Regions from separate parts of the Mus musculus genome. Here regions 1 and 3 are each linked to region 2. The links are chromatin contacts, found by Hi-C or POLR2A ChIA-PET in ENCODE. All regions are on one chromosome and are shown on one strand. The core of a region is the stretch at or near the end of the contact, and the rest is flanking DNA. Distances in the headings are between cores, read along the strand shown. Region 1 has its middle 46 kb from the start of Rap1gapos. Region 2 holds the start of Usp48 (ubiquitin specific peptidase 48). Region 3 holds the start of Hspg2 (perlecan (heparan sulfate proteoglycan 2)).

Region 1 (3,509 bases), core at 585-3,084, 66 kb before region 2:
GGACAGAGCTAGTTGGGAGACCTTAGGGTCACTCCCCATCACCACACAAACCAGGCATGGCCTGTGATCAGATCTCAGCACCTAGGAGGTAGAGGAAGGAGATCTCAAAGCCATCCTTCATGCATAGATTGAGACCGTTTCAAAAGACAAAAACAAAACAAAAAACCCACCCCAAACTAAAAGCTCGGCTGCACTGCCGTGGGTCTTTGTCCTTCTGTGATCTGGACCCATAGGTTTTAAGCTCAGGGGCCATGGCGCTTATGTGCACGGGGGAACTGAACATGCCTGACACTGGTAAAGAATGAAGGCTTTTCTGTTCCAGGTCTGCTTCTTTAGAACCAAGGAGACTTTCAATTACAGCCTTTTCCTCTTTATAGAAAGCCTCTTCAATGAGAGGTTTATAATCTCTTGTGGGTCCTGGAGGGCGCCATTCTGAGCCAGCAAGGGCCCCCGGGGAGGCGGCAACGCGTGCCTATGAGGGGGGCTGGGTGCACAGCCTGGCATGGATGGAAGAGAAGGTTGGACAAAGGCCCTAGAGCTTTGCTTTCTCTGGCCTATTTCAGTCCAAACCACTCAGCACTGACCACTCATGCATGGCTGCCTCTAGGCACAGCCTTTCTTTTCCTTAATATGCGCCAACCAAGCCACCACCTTATTCTCTCTCTCTCTCTCTCTCTCTCTCTCTCTCTCTCTCTCTCTCTCTCTCTCTCTCTCTCAGACACACACACACACACACACACACACACACACACACACACACACACACACACACACACACACCACAGAGCTGGCCTCAAACATTTTACCATCTAAGGCTGGAGAACAGAAACATATATAAGTATAGCCTCTGAGTGGCTCTTGTGGCTGTGTATCCTAAAACAGAAATGGCCCTTGGGAAAGACACGTCCTTCCCACCAGCTCTGACAAAGGGAAGAAAAGCTAGCTAGGCAGGGGCTCTGCAGAGGGCCTGCATCTAGGAAACAAGCATGCTGGGCTAGGGGTAGATAGCAAGTCTTCAGGAAGGAGAGATGTTGGCCCAACCCCAAGAGCTCTCTCTTCTCAGATGTCCTCACTGGAGAACCTCTGGTGGACCCTGAGGGAATGTCATGGCCAGGGCTGGCAAGTAAGGTGACCAGACACTGGTGGCAGGGGCCTAAGCCGGCCCAGAATGAACCAAGGTGCTTTCCCTGAGATAGTATTAGGGGTAGCCATTCCAGCCCTGACCTCTGGCTTACTCTAGTTCCAGAATCACACAAACCTGCACAACTCGGCACCCCTTTTATCTGGAGGACCAGCGACAGGGTCTGGAGGGATGAAATGCTGCTGCCAAACCTTCAGACACAAACCACCCAGAAGCAATGAGGGTTGCATGACAAGCCCTCGGGAGCAGCCATACGGCAACTTTCCAGACACACACCTGGAGCATCCTCCAGGGAGCCTGTGAGTGTGGGAACAGTGCTGGAGTTGCGAGAAGGCCCCACTTCCTCCTGCCACTCAGCGGAGAGAGCATGTTTGACAATGTCTACACAACAAACTTCTGAGTATTCAACCAGGAACACACTTGACCATAAGAGGAGCTGGTTGCCCTTGGTTACAAAGCAGGAATGGCAATGGCAGGAACACCCAGATGTAAGTGTGCAGAGGCCAGTGTGCCAGCCGGCCATGGTCCAGCACAGGCAGTGGCTTCCCTGGAGTATGTGCCCACTTCCTGTGGCCCAGGGCCTGGCTGGCCTGGCAGCACTAGCCTAGATCTGGAACCCAGCGGCCACAATAGTTGCTGCTACAGGCAGAGCTGGTTTCTCAATGACAGGCGCTGGCTGCCCGAGGGGCTGGCCAAGCCAGGACAGGAAGTGTCTTTCATTGTGTATGTTGGAAGGGAGGGAAGCAGATGAGGTGCTCTAATAGAGGCAGCTCATTTGTTCTGAGTGCTGGCCTGGTGCATACCTGGTCTCCTACAGGCAGGAAGATCAGAAGTTCAGGATTATTACTGGCTACAAAGACAGTTTTAGGTCAGCCTGGGTTACATTAAAACCAATCCCCAAAAGGGAAAAAACAAAAAAATAAAACAAAACAAAACAAAAAAACCCAAACAACTGAGCTGGGCGGTGGTGGCGCTCGCCTTTAATACCAGCACTTGGAAAGCAGAGGCAGGCGGATTTCTGAGTTCGAGGCCAGCCTGGTCTACAAAGTGAGTTCCAGGACAGCCAGGGCTACACAGAGAAACCCTGTCTCAAAAAAACAAAACAAAACACCCAAACAGTATAGGCAGGAAATGGTAGGTAGGCTGGGAATTTGGTTACAGGTTCAAGGCTAGGCTTTGCTACCTAATGATGCTGTATTAAAAAACAAAATAGAAACAAAGGCAGGGAGTGGCGCCTCAGGACTTTAATCCCATTACTCAGGAGGCAGAGACAGAGGATCTCTGAGTTGGAGGATAGCTTAGCCCCGCAGAGACAGTTCCAGAACAGGCAGGGCCACATAGAACCAGTCTCAAAACAAAACAAAAGCAACAGTTCCGCTCAATCAGCCCTCCTGCAGAGGTACCTACTGGAGGATTGATTGACCTTGACCCTGCCTCTCTTGAACAAGACACAGCCAAGGCCCAGCCAGTGACAAGCTTGGCAGGCCTCAGTTCAGATGGCAGGCCATCACCATCCTGAAAAGGACTTCGAGCTCCCACCCCTCTCCTTCCTACAACCTGGTGAGTCTCAAGACATAACTGGCTTACCACAACTGGATCTGAAGTGTGTCAAAGAACACACCGGAAAACCCGTCCCCTGCCTCCAATTCTTGAATTACTGCTTGCTTCAATACTCCACAAAGAAAACCTCTTCAGGCCAGGAAGTACCTAGGAGGAATCTACAGGCAGCCAGGAGCCTGTACACCCTCGCCCCTGCTGTTGCAAGCATGTACTCTGGATGCTCTTGGCAACCCCCATCGAAACAATTGAAGCTACACTTCTGGGGCAGGAACCAACCATCAGAAAGAAGGAAATCAAAGTCAAACCGTGTTCTGAAAACCTTTCAGCAAGATCCTGGAGATGAATCGTGTGCTGCCTAGCCACTGGCTCTGGCGATACTTGTGGGCTAAAGGGGAAGATCTATGAAAAAGGCTAACTGAACATCTGTCCAGCCATCGCTGCAGCCTGCAGGGCTCCTAGCAAAAGGTGTATTTAAGTTCTCGGTGAAGGCTAAGCAGGAAGCTTGGTGGGGTGGTTTCTCGATGTCTCTGGACTTTATAAGAATTTTCCCACCAGTACGTATGGACACCCAAACCTCTGGATGCTGGGGTGAATATCGCAGCAGGTATACAGCGGCGAGGAAAGCCAGGCTATAAACTGCAACTTTCCATGCTAGCAAAGGCAAGGATTACCAGGAAACCCACAGGGACCCTTCCTACGCACCAGCCACAGCCATGTCGGGGCTAGGCATTACCTCCAGGAAGAACTGCCCCCAGAGAAATACCTGTTCATTTAGGGGTCTGGACTTAAGGTCAACACCCTTCACACA
Region 2 (3,662 bases), core at 723-3,222:
AACCCGAAAAGATTCTCAACTCAGTTACTAGATAAATGCAAACCAACAAGAAAAGGGGACTGAGAGGGTATCTGTGTACTAGAATACTGGCCTCTATCATCTACAGGATTCTGGATCTATTCAGAGTAGGAGGCAATAAACACACAGACGCCAAATACTACTTCATACCCACTAGAACAGGCTGGGAGTGTAGCTCATACAACACCCGTAGGGTTTGCACAGGGCTCTGGGTTAGAGCTGCAGCACCAACAGAACAATGAATGGCACATGTCTATGGTCCCATGACTCTCATGTTTGAGCACCTACTAGCTCGAAGGACTGTAAGTCCCAGGTAAACACGGGCTAAATCCTCAAACATACAAAACACCAGAGTCCCCAGCTCTACAAAAACAAATTGAAAAAAATTGAAAAAGAAAGAAAGAAAAAAGGATATTGGCAATTGTACAGTATCAAAACAGATCATTTGTGTGTGTGTGTGTGTGTGTGTGTGTGTGTGTGTGCACTAATGCTCAGGTGCCCACTGTGTCTGGAAGAAGGCTTTGCACATGCTCTGGAGCTGGAGTTACAGGTGGTTATCAAGCACCTGGTGTGGGTTCTCAGAACAAATGGTACTGTGATCCTTTGAAGAGAAGCCTGAGCCCTCTTTACTAATTAGCCATCTTTCCAGCCCCAGACTTAACTCTGTCTTTTATATCCCCTGTGCGGGTAATTGAACCAAGGGACTCAAGCATAAAACCACCACTCTACTCTCAAGCTAAACCACCAGCACTGTAACTATACACTTCAAATGAGTGCCTCGGTAAAGCTGTTTCAATTCCACACTATACAAATTGATGCCGTTCCAGAACTTCGAGGAGTCTTAATGTCCTTGTGAGCAGACACCTAGAGTTTAGAAAGATGCACCCGCTTTACTTTTGAAAACTTCCTAACTTACATTATATCTCAAATGAGGCACAGCTCTGAAGCCAGGAACCAAGGCTTCCACGTCTTCCACTTTTCCCTACACGCCCGATGACACGGAGCTATGGAGCATGCCTCGGTTTATCAATTCGATTGAACACAGGCCGGTGCAGGCTACGAGGTGGGGATAAGAAAACCACTCTACGCAAAAAAAGATCAGAACCAAGGGCCACGAAGGGGGAGCAGAATTTAAACAGCTAAAAACACTTTACTCTGCAAAGTGGTGTGGAGTTAGGGTGACCAAAAGAAAACACCTATAGGTCAAAGAGAGCCAGCCAATGAGAGCGGGGGACCGATGACGTAGGTTAACCAAAGGGTTTTCTAAACCTGCTCTCTGCAAGTGATACTTAGGTGATCAGGCCTTCTCAGCGTGCAATGACAGGAGATACAATGTCGACGAAGTTCGCTGTCGGCAAGTTCCCCTTTTACAAGCGAAAAGCGCACAGCTATGCCCAAGATCAAACAACACTCCAGCGTTACTTACTAAGCCCTATCTCCAACTATCTCCACCGCCATCTTCAGGATGCGAGCCCAGCAGCCGCATCACTTCGGGGGCTGCGTAGCTCCCGGGTCGTGCAAACTGAAAGGAGATGCAGTAACACCGTGCATCGCCCTGGTTCCCGGTCCCCCGTCCCCCGATCCCGCCTCGGCCACGCGAGGACCTCACCTGCACACGCCTCGGATACAAGGCTCCAGCCAGATGCGGTAGGCGGTCTCGATGTGCTCCTGCGACACCTCCTCGGGCCGCACCGTCTCCGCCCAGCGCCAGGCCGCCTTCTCCAGCTGCAGCCGCGGAGCCATAGCCTTGACCGAGGTAGCACTCGCCGAGCCCGGTGGCCTCCGGCGCCGCCTCCGTCTCCGCCCGAATGGGCACGGGCCCCTGCCAGCCGAAAGAACCCAGCGCTGCCCTCAGACAGGAGAGCAGTCAATCACCTGCGCGCGCCACGGCCGCCGCGCCCGCCCGCCCGCGCCCAGCTCGCACGACCAGCCGCAAAGCGCCGCCGCCGCCGCCGATACCCGACAGACCCCGCGCCTGCGGACGTTGGAGGCGTACGCCCTGCCGCAGTCTGCGCATGCGTGCTCCCAGGAGTCCCTGCGCCGAAAGCCCATGTAATCCGACTGGCGGAAGAAAGCCAAGCGTCTGCCCAAAGGCGACTCGCCACGTCTTTTTTCCGCCATGGTGAAGGCAGCTAGCTACGCTTCAGCCTCCGTCGTCTACTCCGACGAGCGAGAGCTTGCCCTTGCTTTCCACACTTCCCCTGTTACTGTGACAAAGTTACACCATAGAGTACTCAACGCACACCATAGGGCCACCGGGACTGTGAGTGGGACCTGATAATAGCAGAAACCGAGGCAGCCGGAACGCCACAGTCGGATCGAGGATTTCACTTGAGCCTGGGCGAGTTCCGGCTCCTTGCCCGTGCTTTCTGACGTCACGAGGCGTTATGTGGTTTGCGGATGCTACAACGGGACTACATATCCCAGCGTGCAATGCGCTCTGCCACTCGCGGAGCGCGAGGCATCCTGGGGTTTGTAGTCTTCGAAGTGATAGGCTCAGTCTTTGAGTTGCAGGTTGTTTAGAAGCATACACAGGTCTGGGACGTGTTCTTTGCTGTAGGCTGTTGACCAGAGGGTCAACACTTTGACGTCTTAATTCGTTATGGAGTGTACACCCTAGCTCCCTGCTGTGATATTATTTCCTTTTTGCAACTACTTCCCCTTAGACCTAAAAAAGGCTAAACTGAATCACAGCGTTTTGTAACAGAAAAGAGCTATTACAGCTAAAGAGAGAAAATTCCAGGACTTTAAATATGTAAAAGCCCTGTGGGAATTCAAGGACTAATTCCTCCCTTATCTACTCCTCAACCCACCCCACCAGCCCCCAAGTAACCTTGAACTGAAGTCAAGATTTACTGAAGCAAGATTTGGTCCTTTGGTTGAATTTAGGCTGAAAATAAAAAACACAAAAATCTTCTAAGTCAGGACACACACACATACACCTCCTTTCTTAAAGAATTCCTACACCAGTTGGTTGGTGGTGGCACACACTTTTAATCTCAGGAGGCAGAGACAGGTAGATCTCTGAGTTAGTGGGCCAACCTTGTCTACAGAGTGAGTTCCAGGACAGCCAGGGCCACACAGAGAAACCTCGTCTCCTGGAAGGAAAAAAAAAAAAAGTCAAACAAATAAACACTGAATTCCTATACCACTGGTTAACAGTTGAACACTGTTGTGGGGCCCACCTTTAATCCCAGTACTCTGGTGGTGAAGGGTAGAGCCTTGCAAATTTAGTGAGTTTCTTTTTTTGTTGTTTGTTTGTTTTGTGGGGCCCACCTTTAATCCCAGTACTCTGGTGGTGAAGGGTAGAGCCTTGCTAATTTAGTGAGTTTCTTTTTTTGTTGTTTGTTTGTTTGTTTGTTTGTTTGTTTTTTGGAGACAGGGTTTCTCTGTATAGCCCTAGCTGTCCTGGAACTCACTTTGTTGACCAGGCCGGCCTTGATCTCAGAAATCCACCTGCCTCTGCCTCCCCAGTGATGGGATTAAAGGCGTGCGCCACCACGCCCAGCGAGTTTAGTGAGTTTCATGACAGCCAGAGCTACATACATGGTGAGACCCTGTTGCAAAAACACACATAATAAGTTGAACTACTTTCTTTTTGTTTTTAAGATTTATTTATTCATTTTTTTATGTATGCAAGTATA
Region 3 (3,516 bases), core at 540-3,039, 130 kb after region 2:
CGAAGGGCGTGTCCCAACTCACCCAACCCGCCTCAGCCCTACCGAGGGCCAGCATACAATAGCGGTAAGGAAAGTATCTTCCCAATGAATGAGCCTGGGGGACTCCCATGGCTGTCCCGGAATGCTGTTCAATTAAGATTTGGTGAATGAAAAAGAGAATGGGGCAGTGGAGGCAGTCAGGGAATTCCAGTAGAATTCCTCTGGCCCTCCGCAAACAGTTCCACCCTCCACTCCTGCCATTGTGTAGCCCATACATGAGGGAGCCCTTCAGCAGGGGGCAGAGCTGAGGGGAGACCAGGAATAGATAGCATCCCAGGTCTAGGTCATTGCCTTAAGGAAGGGAACATCGGTCTTAGGAGTTACAAGTTCAGGCTGAATGGGGAGCAACCGCAGTGCCCTGCAGTTGAGTGTTGGGGTGAGAGGCCAGACAGAAGGTTAGAGGAGAAGGCTGCTCTGTAGAGGGTGGGGAGGAGAGGTGCTACGTGGGTGTGGCAGAAACAGAAAAGGGTCAAGCCTGGTGGGCGGTTAAGGAGTGACTCAAGAGGGCAGAGGTGATAGAGAGCCAGCCAGGCAAGGACAGAGAAGCAGTCACTGGGTAAACACTGGCCTAGTTGGAAAAGTCACCCTCTTGGCTCCAAGAACAGGGAACAGGGATAGAGACTGTCTAGGAGCACCTGGGCTCTGTGGCTCACCACAGCAGGGCCCAGAGGTACCCCACCCTCATCTTCCACCCTCTGCCTGCCGGGTCCATCAACTCCACCCTGTCCTCCGTGAGGTCACTCAGGTCCTCTGGGCCTCTCCTGCCAAGTGCCTTCCAGGTCTTAGGATTCCTGACTCAAGAGTTCCCTTCTCCTCCTTGTGGCCCCTTGTGAGCTCAGGGTAAGGGCAGAACTGAAGGAGCACACACAGCATCCCACTTGGGAGGTGGTGGAAGAATCCTGGGGACTCTCAGCTGCTCTTGGGCTGGCTTGTAGTAAGCGCTGCACCCAGCACTCATTCCATCCAGGCCCATTCTGCCCTGAGGCTTCCCATTCTGAGTTCCCTTTACCCACGTGGGACTACCTCCCAGAGGTTAACTAGCTCTCTGCAGGTCTCACGGAGGCTCAGTGCAACGCAGTGATTGATTTAGCTTATGGCTTAGAAAACTCCAGGGTCCATGGGGTGCTCCACACAAGGCTTAGTTTTGTTCCAAGTTTTAACTTTTGACTGCCTGATCATAATCTCCCCCCAGAGGATAGCATGGTAAAGTTCCAGCGACGACTGACAGGGTACCCATCACCATGAACTGCCCCTTCTGCCAAGTTGGCAGCAGAAAGGAATACCCTTGTCCTGCCAAGTTCCCACCCTGCTAGAAGTTTCTCCGTCAGCCCCCCCACACGCCAGAACTGCAGGCCGGGCCATGCCCAGAGGCGACTTTGAGCCTGAACAACGTGGCCGGCGACCCTCCGATTTCCACGCTTGCGGGGACGGCCCCTGACCTCCACGCTGGATCCCTGGGACGTCCCCTAGGAAAGCCCCACGCTGCAAGGGTGGCGCTGGCCAGTGCCAGCCCAGGGTCCTTCGCGGGCGCGGCCGTCCCGGGCCAGAGTCCCAGCCGAGCAGCCTCCGGTGGCCCCGCCAAGTTGGCGCGCGCCCCCCGCCCTCGGCCCTCGGTCACGCAAACTCACCGCTAGCAGCCGCGCGTGCAGCAGCAGCCCCAGCAGCAACGAGCCCACTGCCCGCTGCCCCATGGCCCGGCCTCGTTCGCTGGCTCGCTCGGCGCCTCCCGCAGCCACCAGCTCGCTGTCCTGCCGAGTCCTTCGGACTGCTCGCCTCTTTCCCACCCCCCACCCCCCCAACCAACTCCCGTCCCCGCCCTCCCGTGCACGCCCCGCCCCCGGGTCTCCGGCTCCGCCCCCGAGGCGCCAAGTTCAGGAGCCCTAGGCCCCACCTCCAAACATTTAGCCACACCCCACAAGACCAGGTTCCGCCCCCGAGGCAACGCGTCCTGACCATATAGACCACGCCCCTAACAAGACCTGGCCCCGCCCCCTCAGCGGCGGCCCCCGCCTCCTAGCCGCGAGCTAGGCTCTCTGGAGGAGCGGCGCGGCCGACTGTGCCTTTGTCTGGGCCCCAATCCCCCTCGATGTGGGATGAGGCCCAACCGGCTCCACGCCAGACGTGGCTTGGAGTGTGGGATAGGACTGAGACGCCACCTGGCAGGGCCTCGAGCCCTCCGCACACGCCGCTCCTTCACACCACGTGCTCCACACGGAGTGCACAGCAGTTTTCGAGAGAGGGGGATCTCACATGCACTCAGCTGCTCACATCCACTCCATGTACCTGTTTACCTTTTTGTTTACCTTTCTACAGACTCAAGCATCCCAACAAGCTATAAAGTGGCTTTTATTTATTGTGTTTGTTTTCTGTACCTCTGTGTGTGTGTGTGTGTGTGTGTGTGTGTGTGTGTGTGTGTGTGCGCGCGCGCGCGCGCGTGCGCCTACATACATGCCCCAGTGCACATGTGGAGCTCAGAGGTGTTTTGGAAAGTAATGGTCTCCTAGCATGTGGGTTCCGGGATCCAACTCAGGTAACAGAGCTTTGTGGCAAATATCTCTTCCCACTGAGTTCTCTCTCTAGTCTGGATCACACACCAATCACACACCCAGTTCCTCACACATTTTGTGCTAGGGCTTATGTGCTTTTTCACACACTCACCAGCCTATATGTTCTACATTTTTCCTCCACACATTCATCCCAGTGCGTGATACTGGACAAGATGGTGCTCCTACCCCTATGCCACAGACGATCTGAATCACTCATAGACCCACTCTGATTCACATACATCAGTCCCAGAGATGTATCACTTTGTATACCCAGGTTCAGACAAGGCTCTTCCAGAGCCTCAGTCTCAGGTGTTCTTGCCAAGTCACTGGCATTGAGGCAACCCTGCTGCATCCCAGGGGCAGACACACAAGCCTGGAGCTGGGGTGTGTCTTTACCACCTACCCAGGGTCCCCTTTTTTTGACTGAAAATTTCCAGGAAGCCCCAGGCTAATGGGTGGAGAGAAAAATAACTGAAGTATGTGTGTGCCTTTGAGGAAAACCCTTTGAGTGATGATAGAGGGAGAAAAAAATACAAACCCAAGTTTCCATTGTTTCCTGTGAGTTGCTAGGTTCCAGAAAACTCCTAGCAGACTTTGCAGCCAGGAGTTAGGTGGGCTGTGGACAGAAGGAAATGCCCAGTTCACTGAATGGCGCCAGCCCTGTCCGGAAAGTATGTTCTCTGTGATAGGAGCCAGACACTTGGGGACCTGAGAAAACACTGACATCCTGACCCTATTCCACAGAGACACCATCTCCAAAAGACTGGGCTCTTCTCTGCCCTGTGGGCATAACTATGAGGGACCAACTCATAGCATGAAGAGCAGAAAGTACATCCAAGTGGGCCTGCCAACACTCTGGCCTCAGCCCAGGCTCCCAGCATAGCACCTAATAAGGCCTGCATCTGCTCCTCGCAGGGGGATGGGACAGACA

Evidence for each region. A loop is a pair of places that touch in the nucleus more often than their neighbours do. ChIA-PET counts read pairs that join two places held with the same protein, here RNA polymerase II (POLR2A).
Region 1: POLR2A ChIA-PET joins it to region 2 with 11 read pairs in embryonic stem cell. The contact joins the enhancer-like site here to the promoter of Usp48 in region 2. A Hi-C loop is called at or near these places in 2 of 37 maps with a recorded cell type or tissue (gastrocnemius and left cerebral cortex). POLR2A ChIA-PET finds 5 or more read pairs at or near these places in 3 of 5 experiments (Patski and embryonic stem cell).
Region 3: POLR2A ChIA-PET joins it to region 2 with 24 read pairs in Patski. The contact joins the promoter of Hspg2 here to the promoter of Usp48 in region 2. POLR2A ChIA-PET finds 5 or more read pairs at or near these places in 4 of 5 experiments (Patski and embryonic stem cell).

The regions. Positions count from the first base shown.
Region 1 is chr4:137,658,746-137,662,254 of GRCm38, reverse strand. No RefSeq gene overlaps it. Among named protein-coding and RNA genes, the nearest start is that of Rap1gapos, 46 kb to the left of the region's middle. Within about 2 kb of position 1,834, at least 1 of the 3 ENCODE cell types and tissues checked has a DNase peak (open chromatin) inside an H3K27ac peak, as active enhancers do.
Region 2 is chr4:137,592,482-137,596,143 of GRCm38, reverse strand. It overlaps Usp48 (ubiquitin specific peptidase 48), which reads right to left and starts at 1,972. Exons shown (of 27, transcript NM_001355588.1): 1 at 1,628-1,972. The coding sequence starts at 1,761.
Region 3 is chr4:137,467,076-137,470,591 of GRCm38, reverse strand. Hspg2 (perlecan (heparan sulfate proteoglycan 2)) reads right to left here and starts at 1,789. Exons shown (of 97, transcript NM_008305.3): 1 at 1,668-1,789. The coding sequence starts at 1,730. Gm13010 (a long non-coding RNA gene) reads left to right here and starts at 3,450. Exons shown (of 3, transcript XR_881513.1): 1 at 3,450-3,516.